2 separate regions of the Homo sapiens genome follow, and region 1 is linked to region 2. A link is an interaction called in ENCODE POLR2A ChIA-PET data of the cell type or tissue named here. Cell type or tissue: MCF 10A. All regions are shown on one strand. Links, peaks and the distances in the headings refer to the core of each region. The heading gives the core; the rest is flanking DNA.

Region 1 (10,500 bases), core at 4,461-6,960, 110 kb after region 2:
ACCTCCCCAGGCAAAATGCCTGTGCCGTTGTCTATGGCCCTGACCCCTGACAGTCTGTGCAGAGGAACAGGTCTAAGCACTTTTCTGGAGAAGCCTCCTGGTCCTGCCCTCAGGCAATCCCTTGGCCCACATGTGTGCAAGTGCGCCGGGACCCTTGCTCTGGGCAGCCGTCCTTGTCAGGCTTCCATTCTCACAGGGGGAGGGCAGTCCAGTCCTCTCACGTGGATGGTCATAAAAGGGGACAGCTCTGCACTAGGACAAAATGGAATAGCTGTGCTTCAGGAGCTCTGCAGAGAATATAACCTCAGCCTCACCACCCCCAGGCAAGAGAGTGTTCATGGAAAATTACCTTACCGCAAAGATGGTGTATTGGTTTTATCTTGCATGCCAATTACTAATGACTGGCTGAAGCTGCCAGAGAATGGGGAGAAGACTTCTGAGGAGACTTTGGGGCTCAGCAGAAGAGAACACCTTGATCCATTAGCCATGTCTGCCAGTGTCAAGGAAGGAGGGTAGGGAAGGGCTACCTGTGTAACTGGCATTTGCCATCTGGAGAGACTATCCATGAATGAAGCCAGACCAGGAGTGAATTGTACCTGAACGGCATTGTTTCCACCTCACATATTCATAGAATTGTTTTACTGACTTGCACTGTGACATCATGCCATTGACCTCTGAAGCCAGTTGTTATATTTACTACAAAATATTATGTTGAAGATGTGTTTTCATTAGATTACATAGTGAGCTGTTTATAGCAGAAGGTTCTCTTCTACTTCAGAACCATTCAAAGAAAGTACTTACCCTAGGAGATTGCTTCCCTCCAGTCTCTTAGGCACAGAATCATATAACCCAGACACTGGCAAACTTTTTCCATGTGGGAAATTTTTCAGGCTTTGCAGGCCATATGGTCTGTCACAGTTACTCAACTCTGCCATTGTAGCCTGAAAGCAGCCATAAAGAATATGTAAATGAGCAGGTGTGGCTGTGTTCTAATAAAACTTTATTTACAGAAACAGATGGTGGGCCAAATTTGGCCAGTGGGCCATAATTTTTCAACCACTGATGTAAATATTTGTGTGTGGGCCTGATAACACAAGCTTTAAATTCTGACCTCTCTCCTAGTTTCATCTTAACTTCCCTACTTTAATGTCTGCTTTGTCCCATTTTTCTTCCTCCATAATTTGTGTTATTTTGTGTGTATCTTAGTGTGTATGTTATTTAGTGTAAGCAGCCTTAGGTTTTTTTCTGCAATAAAGCAGGGCATAAATGGTCATGTTTTCTTAGATAGGGACCACAAATTAAACAAACATCATGACAAATGCCATTGCAGTGAAAATGTCCCAAGTATCAACAAGTGATTGACCCACTGTTAGACCTAATAAAGTATTTGGGGTTACACAACTAAACTAAACCAAAGGGCTGTGAATGATGACTCGGAGTTTGTTGAGATATTTAAACAATGAAAATTTAGGAGAGTTGGTTGAGAGATGGCAAAAGAGCAAAGCTTCTGAGAGAAGAATAAAAGGAAATAAAGGGAGAATTTAAAAAGGAAATAGTCATAATGGGCAGGTGGGATTGGGGTAGGATATGGTTGGGGTGACCCATGTCTCTGCACACATGGCAGTCTTAGGAGAAGGCAGAGGCTGGTGACAAGAAGTTAAGACAGCAACTCCCAGTCAATAAAGCTGAGTCAAAAAGCGGAGTCACTGAATATCCATATTAATGTACTTGCTAGCATTTTATACACAGTAGTATTTATGCCTAGGTAATGCTTGGAAATTTGTTTTACTTGAAGAAAATTATTGATAAGCCAGGTCACAGGGTTGAAGTACTTCTTAACTCTAAAGGGAAGTTTAAAACTTTGGGACATTGATTATTTGGAAGTTACATTTGTAATGGCCCCAACTTCTTTTCTTCCTCCAACCATAAGGTTTTTATCTCACTTAATGCATCTGCTGGAAAGGCCTGTGCTTTCTCAGAACAGAACTGGATAGCATTCTTTTTTTAGTCTTGCAGGTGCTTGGCAATGTAAGTAGGGAAAGTAATGATTTTTGCAGTTTTAGTTTCTTGTATGGCTTGCCGTAAGGGTGGACTCTTCATTTTGAGAAATGCTGCTGACTTGTGGAAGTTTTCTGCTTTATTTGCAAGGCTGCTGAAGGTTTTTTTTTTCTGCTTTGGAGTTTTTCTAAAGTACATCCCAGTTAAATACTCTACACTTTACATGTTTGTTTCCCTCAAGTCGCCAAAGGGAGATGTGGTTGTGTAATTAGTACATAAAATAGAGATTACTGGCATCTTCCTAAGGAGTGTTTGCATGGAAGCAGAGTGCACATTGGCAAGAGCAAGAGAGAACAAGCCAAGCTCAATGGATTTCCCCAGCACAGTAGTGGCCTCTAAGACCTTTGTGAGCCACTGAACTAATTTCTAAATACACTTGGACTGGATCAGTGGCCTCTGGACACACATACGCACACACACACATGCGCGCACACACACACACACACACACAGGCAGTCGAAAAACTGACTTAGCAAGGCGAGGGGCACGGACCAAGAAAAGAAGCAATAGATCACATTTTCCTATTTGTTTATGAAAGTACAGTCTTATTTTCAGCCTAAAGAAATGGACACTTCTCAGCATAGGCGGACGTGATTGGTTGTGGTATGAATCCTTTTCCTAACCAGGATCCATAATATCACAGACAAGGTAATATAGCACTGTGAAGGATGTGTCTTTCTTCAAATGGAGCCATGAGAGATGGTGGTTTTTTAAGTTGATTTGATGTTGGATGTAGTAAGTCCTGTGGGAGAGAATTTTTTTAAATAAAAAATACTGTTTAAAAGTGTCTCTTCTAACTTGATCTCTACCTTTTCCCCTCTCCACTTCTAACTGCCCCCCACCAGCTACACTTTCCCAGTTTGAAATAATGAACAATACCTTTTGCTGACAGACCAAACCTTAGTTCCTGTGGGCAAATGAAGGGTTTTTTCCCCCCAACAATGAACAATTTTCTTGAAAAAGTCTCTCAAAGATGTTCTTATTGTAATAACCCTCCTTCAACCCAAACAGCCTAAATGATTGGATAAATGTTACACAAGATCAAGGAGCAACCAGGAATTTCACAGCTGACTCAGTTACTGATTACTTTGCAAAAATAGAAGCCAAGTCTTGACTTAACTGGTAATAGACTCAGAGTTTGAGTTTGCTCTGGGTGGGGTGCTGATCCCTTTTTCACATGACAGAAGTGATTGAGTAATTTCTAATGTGCTGGTGTTGGATGGCTTTTTCTTTCTCACTATCCCATATATTTTTACACTTTGATATTTCCCTGAACTAATATTCCTTGCAACTTATTTCAGTCAACAGGATCTTTAAGCATCAGCACTATGCTATATATGTAAAAAAAAAAAAAAAAAATTTGACTGAGCCAAATGGCTCCACAGAGTGAGTTGTCAAAGTGTGGAATGAAGAGAATGGAGATTGCCGATGTCAACTAGAAATGGCTTCAGCTACCTTGTGGGCTTCTGGGGAGCAAACATTTGCTCTGCATTTGGGTGAAGGGAAAGTTTCGCATGAATACGTGCTCGGTCGTCTCTTTGTCTCCACCCGGTTTCCCCATCTTCAGATACGTGGGCCTTCCCAGTAGCAGCAAGTTCTCAGGGCAAAAAGCCCTTCTCCTGGTGGGACCAACTCCACTCACAAGGCTATTTCCACCAAGGAAATGAGTCAGAGTTTACCGAAGGCCTTTGACAAACTTTTTTTTTTTTTAAATTTTTTGAGACAGTCTCGCACTGTCGCCTGGGCTGGTGTGCAGTGGTGCCATCTCAGCTCGCTACAACCTCCGCCCCCCAGGTTCAAGTGATTCTCCTGCCTCACCCTCCCAAGTAGCTAGGATTACAGGCACCCACCACCACATCCAACTAATTTTTTTGTATTTTTAGTAGAGACAGGGTTTCACTATGTTGGCCAGGCTGGTCTCGATCTCCTGACCTCGTGATCCGCCCGCCTCGGCCTCCCAAAGTGCCAGGATTACAGGCATGAGCCACCGCACCTGGCCGACAAATCTTTTTTTTTTTTTAAGCTTCAAAGGAATTTTGATTTTACTGAGGTTCAGATGGGCACAACAGGGAAATCGGAGCAGATTGAGGTCTCTCCATTGGTCATTTTCTTCACTGGAAACACATTACTAACCCTGCGGGCAAACTGCGAAAAGCAAAGGAGTAAATTTCTAAGCAAAAAGTAACAGGGCATTTGCTCTGTACCCCACTGTCTTCCCTTATCCCACCTCTGAGCAGTCAGAGCTTCTGGGCTCACTGCAGGGTAAGTAAGAATAGAAGCATCTGGTGAGGCAGTTCCAACCCCTGGGAAGGCGAGAATGCTGTGGTGGCCAGTTAGGCAGGGCCACTGGTCATGGGTCAGAGCCTGGAGGGGTGAGCCATCCAGCAGGGAGCCACAACATGCCACTGAAGACTGATTTTTCTCAAAATTGTGCCAGTCCTTCAAATAAAAATTTACTCAGGCCTTTCTCTCTATCTCTACCTATATGTTCGCCAAAACCTGGACTTTTCTTTCTATAGACATTTCTCTGGAAAAAATGCAAATGTCTCTAGGGCATGTAAGGATATATCATCTCACCTGCATATTAAAAATGGAAATGTGAGGACAGAGAAAGAATAAGCGGCCAGTGGCATCACTGAGACCCATCTGCCCAGTCTTCTGTCCAGAAGTCTGTGCAAGAAAACATGTAGCTATTGCCTAAATGTACAGATAGGCTTTCCAGTGCATATATCTTTTGGTGTTTTGAATTTGGTGAAGGTAGATCTATGTCCAAATCAGAGGAAAATAGTAGCAAATACTCGGAGATATCTGGGCATTTTAAAATTAGAGTATTTGGATGCTTTTCCACACAGGGGAGGCTGTTCTTAAACTGTGCGTCAAAACCTTACGGACTAGGTTTTTTCCAGACTGGAATTTCAGTAGTGTGTCTGTGCTTCATTTGAAACAAAGCTGTTCACTACTCTAAAAGGGGAACTGAAAAGATCTGAAAATCAGGAGATCTGAGCTGGATTGCAGACTCCACAGTTGACTGACGGTGACCGTGACAGATTGTGAGATCTCTCTGAGCTTGTGTCTCCCTCTCTATAAAGTAAGGGATGAGATTTAAACCAAGTTTTGTGTAGCTGTGCGATCGCTTCCTGGGATAACTCGTGGAGAAAATGAATGGAAAACAAAACAAATGGAAAACTATTGAGCTTCAACGTAACTTCCAGTTTTAGAATTCTATGGCTTTTGAATTCTTAGCCATTAGCCTCCTTCAGTGTTGAAGATTTCTTGGGGTGGGAGTGGGGGCAGTGAAACCAGGGGTGCTTCCTCTTACCCCCCTAGATGTGCCAGTCTCAAGTCCACACTAGTACCTAGTGTTGTTGGACTTCCATCCTTCCTCGCTGTGTGGCTGCTGCGCCAGTGCCGATCTATAAAGTGAGCTGGGAAGAGATGCTGTGATAGGGTAAGATTAATGGTTAACAGCTTCCCTTTCCCCAGGGTTCCAGACCCTGCCCTCATGTCAACAACCTTGCCCTTGCTGGCCCCTGCTGGAAATCCTTTCCTGCTTGCTCCATTCGCCTCTCTTACCACATGTTTGCTGGCTGGAATCCTATTACACTCCCTGGGAGTTTTTTTTTTTTCCACACCTGGACAGACAGGATGGGACCTGAAGCTAAAAGCTGAGTCGACCAGAAAAAATTGTTCAGGAGTGTAAGAGAGCAATACTGGGCTGACTTTGTTTTGTTTTATGTTCTTAAAAGCAAATTAAAAGAGGAAATAAATCAGTCACCTTGAAAACAAGTAAAAAAAAAAAAAGCAAAACATTAGGCTTCTTGAAAACATCCAAATGTATCTAGTGGGAAGCAAAATCATTACTGGTTTGCCAAGACTTGCTGTTATTGAAAAGACAGACTCTTGGCTGAGAGCACAGAGAGAAATATAACTCAAATGGTGCAGAGCCATGAAAGTTTGTTGTCAACAACTGTTTCTCAAATCAGCGCATCCTGCCAGATAGGCTCTGCTACAAAGAGTTTAAGTTTTAGTTTTTCATGACCTGCCCGGAAGCACAATTTTCTCCTTTGCTCATTTGCTCCATGAACATGTGAGGACCTGTCGGGTGCCAGGGGATGGACAGTTGGTTCCTTGATTACATACTAAACCCTTGCCATTGTTGAGTGTTGAGGACATAGAGGCAAGTACGTGCTCCTGCCCTCTAGCGCACTCAGAGTTTAGTGAGTGAAGAGGCAGAGACACACCCTGCTGGGACAGTGAGCACCAGAGGAGACTCCTGAGCTGTGAGTTCTGTGGGGTCAGGGAGAATAGGTGTTTGCTATTTGCAGTGGGTGCTTAGATCCTAGAAGAGCCTAGTGTACTCTGGGTAGTATAGGTGATTGGGGTTGGCTGGAGCCTAGTGCACTCTGGGTAGTGTGGATGATTGGAGTGGGCTGCAGCCTAGTGCACTCTGTGTAGTGTGGATGATTGGGGTTGGCTGGGGCCTAGTGCACTCTGGGTAGTGTGGGTGATTAGGGCTTAGCTAGAGCCTAGTGCACTCTGGGTAGTGTTGGTGATTGGGGTCGGAATCTAAATTATGAATAACAAAGCCAAGGAAGGAGGATGGAACAACACACACAGACCTATCCTCCATGACCTTAAGGTAGTGGCAGGCCACTGAAGGATCTCAATTGAGAAAGATAAGCCTTAGATGCATGTTTTGGAGAAATGTCTCAGGCTGCAGTGTGAGCAGGCCAAAGAGGAAAAGAAGGCCAAGCTAGGAGCTGGGAGGCTGCTGTGGTAGTGAGGCGAGGAAGAAGAGCCCGAATGAGGGCCATGGCCATGGGGCAGGAGAGACACTGAGGATGCAGAATCACAGCCTCAATGACTGAGGAATGGGGAGAAGGGTGAAGGAGGGCCAGGGGACTTGCCTGGATACCTGGAGAGGGGATTTTTCTCTGAATGGTGATAAAAGGGATTCAGCCCAAGCATTCTACTCTGATTCCAAATCCTGTAGAGTCTGAAGCTACCGACCACTCCCTTCCTCCCATGAGTCTGACAGGGGAAGATGATGACCTCTGTTTCAGACCTGGTAAGCTGATGGAGACTTAGGGCATCTGAGAGGATTGATTTGCCAGGAGATTTGTTATTCAGAAGTTCAGGAGCAAGGCCCCCGTGTCCTCAGGATGAAGGTAGCAACTAAAGGTTACCAGAGCTGAGCTCACCCAGGGGCTCTGTAGCTGAGCAACAAATGGGTGGAGGTAGAAGAACCAGTGGAGAGAGACAGGGAGGAACCGACTGTGTGGTCAGTGGAGAGTCAGACCAGGCTGGTTACCAGGGAGCCAAGGAAGGGGCTGACAGCAGAGTCAAGTGATGCAGGACATTGAAAAATGTCCTTTGGGCATAGCAAAGATTGCCCAGTAGGTCAGAGGTAAGTGTGGCAAAGCAACTTTAATTCCATGTAGTGATTAATGTAATGTGAATTATTTCGAGCATAGGTTTTAATTTATGTATGCCTCAGAGAAGCACTGTCTTGTCCTATGCCAAGTATTTTAGAAAGAAAGTTATATTTTTTTTTTACTGTGGCAAAATATACATTACATACAGTTTACCATTTCAGCCTTTTTTGTTTTGTGTTTTGTTTTTTGTTTTTGTTTTTGTTTTGAGATGGAATCTCACTCTGTTGCCCAGGCTAGAGTGCAGCGGCACAATCTCGGCTCACTACAACCTCCATCTCCCAGGTTCAAGCGATTCTCCCGCCTCAGCCTCCCAAGTGACTGGGACTACAGGCGCCACCACGCCCGGCTAATTTTTGTATTTTTAGTAGAGACGGGGTTTTGCCATGTTGGCCAGGCTGGTCTCAAACTCCTTACCTCAAGTGATCCACCCACCTCGGCCTCCCGAAGTGCTGGGATTACAGGCATGAGCCACCATGCCTGTCCCATTGCAGCCATTTTTAAGTGTGCACAATTTAGTGATATATTTCCATTGTTGTGCAAGACAATGTTTTTTAGAGTGTTAGATGTTCATTATTATTGAGCAGAAAAAAATGGAATTGGAAGGCAAGTCGGTAATGCCTATTTTTGCTTAAAGTCACCTGAAACATGATATTCCCGTGACTCAATAACTGGATATTCAGTTACATTTAGTACAATTGAGTTGAGTTAGAGATGCAGTTTTGTTCTGATGTTCCAGTGTCCATACTGAAAGGCAGTGTGTGAAGACTTGCCATATCCCCACCCTCTTTCTCATCAACACACACCCAAGTGCACACACGTGCGTGTGATCACACGGAAACAGTTGAGAAGATGCTTGGGTGGAATCCAGGCTTGGATTGGAAGCCAAGCCCCCCACTTGCCAGTTGTGACCTTTAACAAGGTAGCTGACTACTCAAAGTCAGTTTCCTCACCTAGGAAAGATTGGGCAGGTGGCTGACCAGATGAACGTGATTGTCATCTGTAAAACCATGAAGTTCCAGGGAAGTGTTGGTGGACATTTGCATGTTTGTGACGTGATGGCCACCATCCTACTGCAAGCACCAGAGCTGCCCTGAGATACCATCCTACTGCAAGCACCATTACTGCCCTGAAATAATCGGCCCTTTCCTCTTCCACGAGGCCCACTCATGTGAGGGAATCTCTGGGCTCGCAGCAAGCTTGGGAACTTTGGACTGTGGCTGTCTGGTAGCTTAGAATAGCAGAATAACTGGTGGGTGGGGGCAAGAATCTGCTTCATAATTGTTTTTCCAGTGGTCAGCTTAATAAATTACCTCTCTTATAGCATCCATTCAGAGCTTTTAAAATTCATTTTAAAATGCAATCATGGGCGGGGCGCGGTGGCTCATGCCTGTAATCCCAGCACTTTGGGAGGCCGAGGCGGGTGGATCACTTGAGGTCAGGAGTTCGAGACCAGCCTGACCAACATGGTGAAACCCCATCTCTATTAAATGCAAAAAATTAGCCAGGCATGGTGGTGCATGCCTGTAATCCCAGCTACTTGGAAGGCTGAGGCAGGAGAATCGCTTGAACCTGGGAGGCGGAGGTTGCAGTGAGCTGAGATTGTGCCATTGCACTCCAGCCTGGGCAACAAGAGCAAAACTCCGTCTCAAAAAAATAAATGCAATCATATATTGCATTTTGAAAGTCTTAACCACTTCAGGGGTAGGAGAGGACAATAAACTCAAGAAAAAATTCTCCTGGACAGATCATTCCTAGGGCTCTTCTATCGACTCCCTGAGTATCCATCACTCACAGAATGCTTCATTAATTGGTAAGAAAACCCACTGAAGAAATAGAATAGTGGTACTCATTTTCAAGATTTATCTTATCTGTATGCAACCTCTCCCTTTCCCTTCCTTGTATTAATCCCTAAAAACGCCTGTAAACATTTTGTTCATATTGTTAAATATTAACTCAGGACGTTGCTCATTATCCGTAACACAGCTATAGGCTTGGCCCTGTTGTTTGCCATGTTCTGCCATAAAGTTTCACTGCCTTCCTTCTGGAGGGGCGGATGGCAGTTCCTGTTTGCGATGTGGCTGTGTGAGAATGTGTGTTTTCAGGATGGACATGAATGGCTGCTTGAGGAAGGGCATGACTTTGAATAACACATGGTTCATTTTTTATTGTATTTTCAAATGGCTCTTCTGGGGGAAAAACAGTTCAGGAACCACATTCCGATTGCTGGCCCAAAATCCATGTAAGACTTAGAAAATATTTGGGGTGAAATGATGGGCAGTGCCTTGTTTTGCACATTTTATGATGTGAGTTCGTGGTCCCCTCTGAAGAGGCGTTTCCTCTGCATGGTGAACAACTTCCCAAGTCCAGCCGCCAGGCCTGTAGGAACCCACCTCCCACTGGCCCAGACTCTGGAAGCAGGGCCTTGCTGGTGATTCTCTAAATGGTGAAGTCAGACTCAGGGGCCTTCTGAGTGTTTTTCGTTTTTTCGGTTTTATTATTTTATTTTATTTTTAAGAGTCAGAGTCTTGCTCTGTTGCCCAGGCTGGAGTGCAGTGGTGCGGTCACAGCTGACCGAAGTCTCGACCTCCTGGCCTCAAAGGATCTTCCCGCCTCAGCCTCCTGAGTATCAGAGACCACAGGCATGCACCACCGTGCCTGGCTACTTTTTAAATTTTTTGTAGAGATGAGGTCTCACGATGTTGCTCAGGCTGGTCTTGAACTCCTGGATAAAGCAGTTCTCCCATCTCGGCCTCCCAAAGTGCTGGGATTACAGGTATGAGCCACCACATCTAGTCCTGGGTGTTTTCAAAGCTAAGACCTCTACCCCACTAGAAACCAACGTCAAGGAGCCTGAGGAGGCAGGGAGGGTTGCAGCTGGGGTGAGATGCTCTTGGGCGAAGCTGCAGGGCCTCCACTTCAGGGCAGTGTTCCCAGGTGACAGAGTGGGACAGCTCAGAGGGCCTCTGAATCTCCTGCACAGAACACCGAGACCAGAAAATGGGTCTCT
Region 2 (10,500 bases), core at 3,874-6,373:
TCCTCCGCCTGCATGGTCCGGCCATAATAAACCACCTTTCAGATCTCAGGATTTGCCATGATCTCTGCCTCAGGCCTTTCCCCATGCCATTCTCTCTACAGGGGTTCCACTTCTAAACCCTTCCCAGCCTGCTCTGTCCAGAAAATCCTGCTGGTCCTTTAGTTCTTTCCTGGCGTCCTCACCTTTGGGGGCTTCCCAATCACATCAGGACCCAGTAAGATCCCAGTTAGAATCCATCCCCAAGGCTCCTGTGGGAATCTTAACTCATCCCAGCTGAGACTCTCACCTTTTACTCATCAAAAAACTATGTGTTTGTCCAGATAGAGCCTTAACTTCATTGGGTAATGCTTTCTACATTCCACACATTGTCATGCTCGATGTCTAGCTATGTGACAAATTTTTTAAAGAATGAAATGACTTGATAAAGGCAGTTTGGAATGCACTGACACTTTTTAATTCGGCTTCCCAGACCTAGTATAAATATAGTCATTTTAAAATCAACATTTGCATGGTAAATCTAGCATTTTTTGTATAAGACACAAGAGACTTTCAGCTGAAGTTAGAACTTTCATAATCTGTATTTCACTCCGAGGAGGACCTCACAGACGACCACCTGTGGGTGGTGCCCTGACAGCAGCAGCCCAGACCCGGATCGCTGTTGGAGGAGGGCCACCCTGGCCCCTCACTGGACTATGATGTAATTGCAAGGCAAACCTTGATTGTGTTAAGCCTTTATCACAATCAGTATTCATTTATCTCATTTCCCTTGTTAAAACAACCTCCTTTTGGAATTGGCTTTGAAATCTGTTTGGAATATGTTCAGTGCTATCCAACTATTATCCTTTGAATATGAATGAACTGATCCAGTCAGTTCAACAAATATGTGTTGAGCACCTAGTATATTCTAGGTAGAATGACAGGGGCTGGGAAACATAACAAGAAAAGTCTCTGCTCTGCGTGAGCTCACAGTGTGGTGCACACAGCAGCGCTTCTGCATCCAGCAATTCCTCTAAGGCTGGGCGCAAGAAGTGGCCGCAATGACATCAAGTAGAAAAACACTTGAGTTTTAAGTCATAAAGCTTTTTCCTTGGAAAACACTGTAAACAAGAGTAACTGCTATCCTGTCAGTGGAAACGCATGTTAAATCCATAAGCATCCAAACGACAATACTGAATAGCTCCATTCTCTGACTGAGAGGCCCTACTTCCTAGCTTTGGATGAGCTGTGACGAGCCTGCTGGAGGGGCTGCACAGTCTGCAGAGGGAAGTGACATGCTTGGGACTCTTGGTGCCTCAAGATGATTCCTGGGTTGGGCTGTTGAGTTGTTCAGTTGTCGAGTGTCTTTTGGTAAGCAATAGGCCTCTTTTGTGCTTCTATACTCCCCATGTATGAACCAAAGAAGAGGATAAACACCCTTATGCTGTGATATGGTTTGGATCTGTGTCCCCGCCCAAATCTCCAGTCAAATTGTAATCCCCAGTGTTGGAGGAGGGGCCTGGTGGGAGACGATTGGATCATGGGGACGGATTTCCCCCTTGCCGTTCTTGTGATAGTGAGCGACTTCTCACAAGATCTGGTTGTTTAAAAGTGTGTGGCACCTCGCCAGCCCGTTTTTCCTGCTCCAGCCATGGAAGATGTGCCTGCTTCCTCTTCGCCTCCTGCCATGATTGTAAGTTTCCTGAGGCCTCCCCAGCCATGCTTCCTGAATAGACTTTGGAACTGTGAGCCAATTAAACCTCTTTTTTAAAATAAATGGCCAGTCTCAGGTACTTCTTTACTGCAGTGCGAGAAAAGACTAATACACGCTGTATTACCAGGCTGTGTAAGGATAACACAAGGATGAGAGCAGCAGGCTGTGGGCTCAGAAGGTTTGTTGTGATGAATAAATCATGGTAAATATTGATGACAGTAGGGCTCTCATGGCACTCACCTTATTAGGTTTTAAAAACATTCCTCCCCCAAATGGCATATACGGGAAGAGTGAGAAGGTTAAACTAATGGAGAAATGGGTTAATATGAAGACTGCCCTATTGGGATAAAGAAAACAGTTCACACAAATAGAATCATCTCAGGGTAAAGGCTGAAGCCGCCAACTGATTCCAGACCCTGCTTCAGACACTGCCTGTGGCATCCCCAGCTAGCTCTGACAACTGTGTTTATCTGATGAAATGTAATAGACTTGCCTGGCTCAGACTCACAAGCACACTGCACGGTGCCGCGTGGTCTGCAGTCCCACTGCAGGGTCCATGCTTCCACTCTGGGCACCATTCATAAATCCCATCACCTCACCCTCTCCTTGAAGGAAGGCCGAGCGTTTCTGGGCTCCAGTTCCATGGTTCCTGTGTCATACATAACATAGGATCAGATTGATTCTAAGCTACCTTCCAGCTCAAGCATTCTAAAATTCCAGTCATAAGGAATTTCCCAACAACAACAAAGTAGAAGAGCGTAACCACAAAAAGTACATTTCAAAAATCAGTAGCCAAGGAAAGAAGCATTAGATTCTGGAGCGGGGCCCGAGTCCCAGCCCAGCACAGCAGGGTCTTCAGCAGTCTGCTCCCCATCTCCAGAAGCCCTACTGGTGACCCTCCAAACCCTGAGGGCCAAGCTCAGAGGAGAGCTTTCTTTCACTCCTCTTCTGACCAAGGAGCTGGGGAATCCCCTGTGAGGACTAAGTAGTTGCATCAGGGAAGAGATCTGAACCCTCCAGTTTCCCCATGGGAATGGGGTCTGCCCTTGGGCAAGACAGAGCTGGTCCTAGTACTGGACACTTAACAAAATTTCCTTTCATGAAAGAAAGTCCAGATAGACCAACAAATATATCAAATCAGAGTGACTGAATTCTTTCCTTTTATCTTTGCAATCCCCTAAGCCAACAGAAAGGGAAACAGTCTTCAGACTGCTCATAGAGAAAAACAGCTTGGCCTCGAAGGAGTCATGTCAAATTACTCTAACTCAGAGCAGACAGAATGTCTGGGGAGAGCTACCCAAGCATATGTTAGATGCAAAGAATGGCTGAGCAATTATGCAAACATATAGCCAAGGAAAGGGAAGAAGGAAGGAAGGGACAGAGGGAGGAAAGGAGGGAGCGAGGAAGGGAGTGGGGAGGAGGAAAAGGGAGACTGTAGACCTAAGGAAACAGGTGGTGAGCAATGAATCTATTGAAATATACAACATATGTTACACGCCAATAAGAATTATAGCTCTCAAACGGAATGTGATCAGTCACATAAACCTGGTCAATGTGAAAATGTCTGTTTTCGTTCCCTAGGGCTGCCATAACAAAGCACCGCAGACTAGCTAGTTTTAAAGCAACAGAAATTTATTGTCTCACAGCTCTGGAGGCTGGAAGGCAGATCAAGGTGTCGGCTGAGTTGGTTCCTTCTGGAGGCTCCAAGGAAGAATCTGTTCCAGGTCTCTCTCCCAGCTTCCAGCAGTTGCTGGCAATGCTTGGCATTCCTTGGCTTGTAGCTGCATCACTCCAACATCCCTTTGTCTTCATGTGGCTTTCTTTCCTCTGTGTATCTGTGTTCAAACTTTGCTCTTATGAGAACATCAGTCACTAATTTAGGTCTCACCTCAATCCAGCCTGACCTCATCTTAACTCAAGGACTTCTGCAAAGACCCTATTTTCCAAATAAGACCACATTCACAGGTCTCGGGACTAGAATTTGAGAAAACCTTTTTGGGGGATTCAGTCCAACCAACTCTAACATAACTTACTAAAATTGAGACGAAGAGGAGGGGAAATGAAAGCCACATGAGAATGCCAGTATCCTCTTCTTTCTTTGGAAAGAGACAATTGCTTTGTTCTAAAATTGAGATGCATATTGTATGTGTATGTGCATGCATGCATATATAAAATCCCAACCTGTTCATGTTATCTGCAATCTCTTTCCTTACCCTTAGAGAAATAATATCCTTTGTGGTAAAGAAACATTCACTTAAGGCTCAACAGCTTCGGTTTATTTTTGGTCTTTTACAAAATAAATAAAATTTAAATGTAATGATTTTTATTCTTTTAGAGGCTATAGTGACTATTTAAGCAGTTGCTCAACGAAGCAATTACAACATTCACTTTCTTTCTGAAAACCACCAAAATCATCAGAAAGCATATGATCATGTCAGTCTTAGTGAGTTTGAAAGCTCCAGCAATTGGCCTGGCACACAGTTTCTGTTTAATAAATGCTTGCTAAACTGGACTATTTTCTTGCTAATTACACAGAGCAGACATGTCCAGACCCCTTCAGAATCTCGCACCTGTTGAGTTAAACATCCTAGGACTGCATTTTTTCATTTCTCTTTTGCACCAAACAGTCTAACTCTGGGAGATTAATTCCAGACATAGCTGAGGAGGAGAGGGCACACTTGTCCTCAGATGAGCTGATCCTGTACTGAAGGGGAAAATGAATTCCTTCTTTCTGTCTGGAATGTATTTAAAGCCCTCTGCTTTAAAGCCGTATACTCTGGCAAAATAGTAATTTTGTCCTTAGACAACGGGATCTGCTGGTGAAAATCTGAGGAGAGCATCTGCCAGCTCCCTGGGCTCAGCTCCTTTCCCTGCAAAGGACACAGTGGTTGCTGATGAACGCAGCCTGGCTCAGAAAGGAATGAGTGCTGCTGCTGACAGCTGTGTGCGGGTGTGCTGAAGGGTCCATAGCCCATCAGCTTTGCACCTCCCCATCCTCCCTGCTCCTCCCATGCCCGATCACCTCCAGCGTATTGGAGGGCAGCAGCAGTGACTCAGGGTTTAGTGAAAAAACAACGTGCACACCTGAAGACTGGCCTTAGCTCTTACTATCAGGCTCTTGGCAGGGAAAATCAGGGCCATATGCCTCTTGCCTCTTTCTCTGCCTCTGTCTGGTGTGCAAGCCTCTCTCTCTTCCCCATCCTTCTCTCTCATTTGCGCCCCAGGGCATTCAACATTCTCCATAACAGGCCCAGGGCCTGCCAGGCCGCGTTTGCCGCTCCCGTGCTGACTCATCCACAGAGCCCATCCCAGGCCAAACGTTCCCTCTGGCTGGAAATGCAGCTTGGTGTATCCTTGGCTCTTGTTCATTTTTGCCGTGGTCAGTTTCCTATTTCCTCTTCCCCAGGTGGCGTGTGGGTCCTGTGCTGTGCCCTGCCACCCTGCGAGTTATGGAGAGAAATTCACATAGGCTTGGGGTCCTGCAGGACCACCTTTGGGAGGGGCACAGAACAGCGCTGTCCTTTGGAAGTGTCAAGAAGCAGCTGCTCGGGGGCCAGGTCTAGAGCCAGGCTACACACTAAAGACAGCTGCAGCCCCAGGCTGGCACTGCCCGGGTCCAGGTTTGGCTTAATTGCCTTATTCTGTAACCTAACTAGAAGAACTAGGTGGGTGAAAAACAATAAATGCTCATTTAAATTCTGTCCTAGCTGTCCAAGACAGAGGTTTAGAGCTGCTTAGACCTCAGAGATCACTGTGTTCAATTTCTCTCTCTAAAGAGGAGACAGGGATGCCCGAGATGGGCTATGGCTCCCCAAGGTCACCTGGGAGAGCAGAGTTCCAGGGTTCTGGTCAAGAGCTACCTCCTTGCCTCCTGGAAGTGCAACCTGTGTGCTACCATGTGAATTCTGGACACCGTCAAGTGCTTTGCTCCAAAAGGCTGTGTCAGGGTCCACTGACAGCCATACCAGAAGAGGAACTTGTTTAGGAAGGGAAAAAACACTTCCATGTGGCAGCGATGGAGGATTACACCAAGGCAGGTGCTCTGGGTAAGCCAGGGAAAGACAGCAAGATAGACCTGGACGGAGCTTCATAACGGACAATTCCCTGGGGATTACAGGGATTAGCTCTCATAATGCCTTTCTATGACAGCTCAGTGGCAGAGGACAGAAAAAAAAAATAACAGCTTCATACAGGGAGATTTTGAAAAGGTAATGAGCAATGTGGCATTGTGAAACACTGGGTTGCAAAAGCAACGTGACTTCTCCTAAAAGCATGTATTTTGACCTCAAGGAAATCTCTGCAGACACACTTGCTCCCTCAGCATCCATGAATTCCACTCCGCTGGCCTGCAGTGAACCACTGCAGAGAGGTGGTTGAGAGAGCGGAAGGAGATGATGGAGAGTGGGGGAGATGATGGGGAGTGGGGGAGATGTTGGGGAGCGGGGGAGGTGATGGAGAGTGGGGCTGATGATGGGGAGTGGGGGAGATGACGGGGAGCCGGGGAGATGATGGGGAGGGGGGAGATGATGGAGAGTGGGGAGATGATGGGGAGTGGGGAGATGATGAAGAGCGGGGGAGATGATGGGGAGGGGGGGAGATGTTGGGGAGCAGGGGAGGTGATGGAGAGTGGGGCTGATGATGGGGAGTGGGGGAGATGTTGGGGAGCGGGGGAGATGATGGGGAGCGGGGGAGATGATGGAGAGTGGGGGAGATGATGGGGAGTGGGGAGATGATGGAGAGTGGGGGAGATGATGGAGAGTGGGGGAGATGATGGAGAGTGGGGGAGATGATGGGGAGTGGGGGAGATGACGGGGAGCCAGGGAGATGACGGGGAGCCGGGGAGATGATGGGGAGGGGGGAGATGATGGAGAGTGGGGAGATGATGGGGAGTGGGGAGATGACGAAGAGTGGGGGAGATGATGGGGAGTGGGGAGATGAGAGCAGGGGAGATGATGGGGAGCAGGGGAGATGATGGGGAGTGGGGGAGATGATGGGGAGCGGGAAGATGATGGAGAGTGGGGGAGATGATGGGGAGTGGGGGAGATGACGGGGAGCCAAGGAGATGATGGGGAGCCGGGGAGATGATGGGGAGGGGGGAGATGATGGAGAGTGGGTAGATGATGGGGAGTGGGGAGATGATGAAGAGTTGGGGAGATGATGGGGAGTGGGGAGATGAGAGCGGGGGAGATGATGGGGAGCGGGGGAGATGATGGGGAGCAGAGGAGATGATGGAGAGTGGGGGAGATGATAGGGAGCAGGGAAGATGATAGGGAGCGGGGGAGATGATGGAGACTGGGGGGAGACGATGGGGAGCGGGGGAGATCATGGGGAGCAGGGAAGATGATAGGGAGTCCGAGGCACTGACTTTAAAGCTGGGAAATCACAGGACTGTGACCTCAAAGCTGAGTCACCTTAGTGGCAGTCTGCTCATTTATGCAGCCTGTGTCCCAATCTCCACTGTCAAACCTTGAACAGACCAGGAGAGAGAGCTCCCCTCCTCTGGGATCCGCCCTTCCATCTGACAGAGCTCTAATTGATCAAACATCTATACAGGTCAGAGCAGACTCCCTGTGCCTTCTCAGCATTGTTTAATCCTGCCATAATTCTCAGCAGTCTGAATATTACAACTTGGTAACAAATTCTAGACACTATGCACAGGTGCACACGTGTGTGTGTGTGTGTGTGTGGTGAGGGGGAACTTCCACATTATTTAGATTTATAATCTTGCTAATTACAGACAATTACCAAGGAAGCCAATGATTTATTCAGTTAGAAGTTAGCAGTGACAAATTCTATACATCATATATTTGTTTCATAAGTCTATTTGAATTTATAAATCCTGAATTTCACACTAGGAAAACAAGCTTAGTCAGCTTTCAGATGCTAACATTGCAAATATTAAAAGTAAAAGTCTGGCACAGTGGCTCACACCTGTAATCCCAGCACTTTGGGAAACCAAGGTGGGAGGACCACTTGAGGTCAGGAGTTGCAGACTAGCTGGGGTAATATAGTGAGACCCATCTCTACTAAAAATTTAAAAATTATCTGGGTATGATTTCACACACCTGGAGTCCTAGCTACTCAGGAGGCTGAGGCAGGAGGATCACTTGAGCCTAGAAGGTCGAGGTTGCAGTGAGCTATGATAGCACCATTGCACTCCAGCTCGGACAACAGAGCAAGACCCTATCTTAAAATAACTAAGTGGGCCGGGCACAGTAGCTCACACCTGTAATCCCAGAGCTTTGGGAGGCCAAAATGGGAGGATCATGAGGTCGGGAGATCGAGACCATCCTGGCCCACATGGTAAAACCCCATCTCTACTAAAAATACAAAAATTAGCTGGGCGTGCGTGATGTGTGCGCCTGTAGTCCCAGCTACTTGGGAGGCTGAGGCAGGAGAATCGCTTGTACCCGGAAGGTGGAGGTTGCATTAAGCCGAGATTGTGCCACTGCACTCCAGCCTGGCGACAGAGCAAGACTCCATCTCAAATATATATACATACATACATACATACATACATACATACATACATAGAAGTCAGCCTTTTCCCAAGATGTATACCCCATCTTCGATAATGACACTTTTTTCCCCGTCCCTGTGTCCAGAACTTGGAGTCACCTCCGATGCTTGGCTTCCTTGCACCCCCAGCGTCAGGCTCGCTGGGCACCCCTTGCCCTGAGACTCTGCCTTCCTTCCATGCGACTGCAGGTCTCCATCAGCCCCTAACCATGCCCTACTTTCCTGCTCCAGGATCCAATTCCCCTCCATCATCCCTGGCCCTTCGCAGAAGCCGCCTGTCTCATCACCAGCGAGAGGCCGACACCCAGCCCTCTGGTCTGCAGCCCCAGCTTCTTGCTGTGCTCTCTCTTTGTGCATCTGGATGTGGCTCCCTGGTGCCTCCACCCCAGCCTCTCCCCAGCCTGCTCCCTCTCGCTCTCTGCTACCCAGGTCCAAGCTGAGGTCATTGTCCAGTTCGCCCAGTGAACACTGCCTTCCCCCTGACCTTCCCTTGAGCCATCTTTGGGTGTCAGTCTTTCTTGTGCAAGAGCCATGCCATACCTTTAACCTGCCTAACTCCTTCTTTTAGAGCCTCAGCTTGATGATGATGGGACTCCTCTCTTGCCTCAGGCCACGGCCCCACCTTGCCTTGTGCTGGGGGGCCCTCACTTGCCTTCTGTAATGCTCATCCCAGGGTGAGACCCCTGCAATGCCTGCCTCCTTGTGGATTGAGACCTCCACTAGGACGGGGCCTCCTCTGTCATCCCTGCCTCCTCTCCTGTATCTAGCACAGCGCTGGCTCCTAGGAAGCACTCAGCACCTGCTCCTGCCTGAGTGAAGGAAAGTGGCCCGTGGTCTACAGAACGCAGCTCCAACTCCGCTAAGTCCCGGCCAACGGCATCCTGAGCTTCCTCTGCACCCTTCTCTCCACTCCAGGTCCCTGTGCACACAGCGGACTGACTGCTCTTCTTGCCTCCACAAATCTGGAACACTCCCATCTCACAAGCCCCTTGCTCATAATAATGTGTACTATGTATTATACATGCTACAGAACATATTGATACATGGTAATATTCAATTTGACAAATTTAAAATACTTGTCTGTTAACTTAATACATAATATATAAAGGTTAATAATATTGGATGTGTATTTCATAATAAATAATAAATTATAAGGCCGGGTGCAGTGGCTCATGCCTGTAATCCCAGCATTTTGGGAGGCAAAGGTGGGAAGATTGCTTGAGTCCAGGAATTTGAGACCAGCCCGAGCATGGTAGTTATCATACATACAATTATAATTACATATAATATATTAATGTAATACATTTTATATATTTTGTATAATATATTATCTAATAGTGTATTAATTATAATAAATAATTATTTACAGTAACTAAATAATTAAAGTGGTCTGTAAAATTCTGTGTGTGTGTACGTGCATCTATAATAACACAATATGCCTTTTTTCTGGGCCAGCTACTCTTCCAAACACCTGGCATGAATTATCTCACTTAATGTTCACAACAGCCCTCTGATGTGAGTATTGTAATTACCACCACTACCGAAACACATGCTACCATTCTGCCTCCCCATCCTCTGAGTCCCCGCGGCAGGCCCCTCGCCCAGCGATCTGCTTGGCAGGAGTGGCTCTCATCCTCACCTTCACCCCACCAGCACTTTCTTTCTGCCTCTTTGCCACCGAGCAGGTCTCAGAGCCTGCCTTCTTGCAGCTGTCAGGGTACATTCAGGACTCTCCAATATACGAGAAGCCCGGCAGGGCAGGACAGGGGCAGGCCTGGCTCCTTCTGTGTACCTGCAGCCCAGGTGGACGTCCACAGCTTGTCACGTCCCCTTGGAGCAAGCCAACACCTAGTCTTGAGAATTGGCATCCACACAGATGGAGGGGTCAGAAACCTGGTCATTGTTCTCCGCGGCACAATTTGCTCAGCCACGTCTTCAGCATAACTGTTAGACCCACTCGTCAAAGGTAATGTGGCCTGTGGGTTTGCTCATGATGCAGAAGTTCCACCAGAGCGCAGGTTTAGAAGACAGAGTTGGCAGTGGCTGGTGCGGAGGGGCTGGCTCCTGATTTGGAAGCTTTAAGCTTCTCAGGCTGCCAGGTGAATGGTCATGGCCTGCCCGAGGCCTCAGGTGTGACTTGTCCTGCTCCATCCATGGAGAGACAGCTCTGGTTCCACCGTCCAGTTATCCCCCAGGCCACCAGGAAAGGAATCCGGAACATCCTGCCCTGCAGCCTCTCCCCTCCTTCAAGGACACCTCAGTGCCACACACAGGGCCTTAAATCTGTCACC

The links. ChIA-PET counts read pairs that join two places held together with the same protein. Peaks named below come from ENCODE experiments on the same cell type or tissue, not always from the same donor. Only the 100,000 strongest peaks of a DNase experiment are listed, where the experiment ranks them.
Region 1: POLR2A ChIA-PET joins it to region 2 with 19 read pairs; 3 of 35 experiments call an interaction of 5 or more read pairs at or near these places.

What each region holds. Positions count from the first base shown.
Region 1 is chr6:3,398,536-3,409,035 of GRCh38, reverse strand. The region is part of intron 3 of SLC22A23 (solute carrier family 22 member 23); the gene reads left to right. Among named protein-coding and RNA genes, the nearest start is that of SLC22A23, 53 kb to the left of the region's middle. In MCF 10A, for the core only: a CTCF peak has its summit at 6,277; DNase peaks (open chromatin) are centred at 5,645 and 6,205.
Region 2 is chr6:3,512,924-3,523,423 of GRCh38, reverse strand. No RefSeq gene overlaps it. Among named protein-coding and RNA genes, the nearest start is that of SLC22A23, 61 kb to the right of the region's middle. In MCF 10A, for the core only: no CTCF peak of the experiment used is centred there; DNase peaks (open chromatin) are centred at 4,943 and 5,913.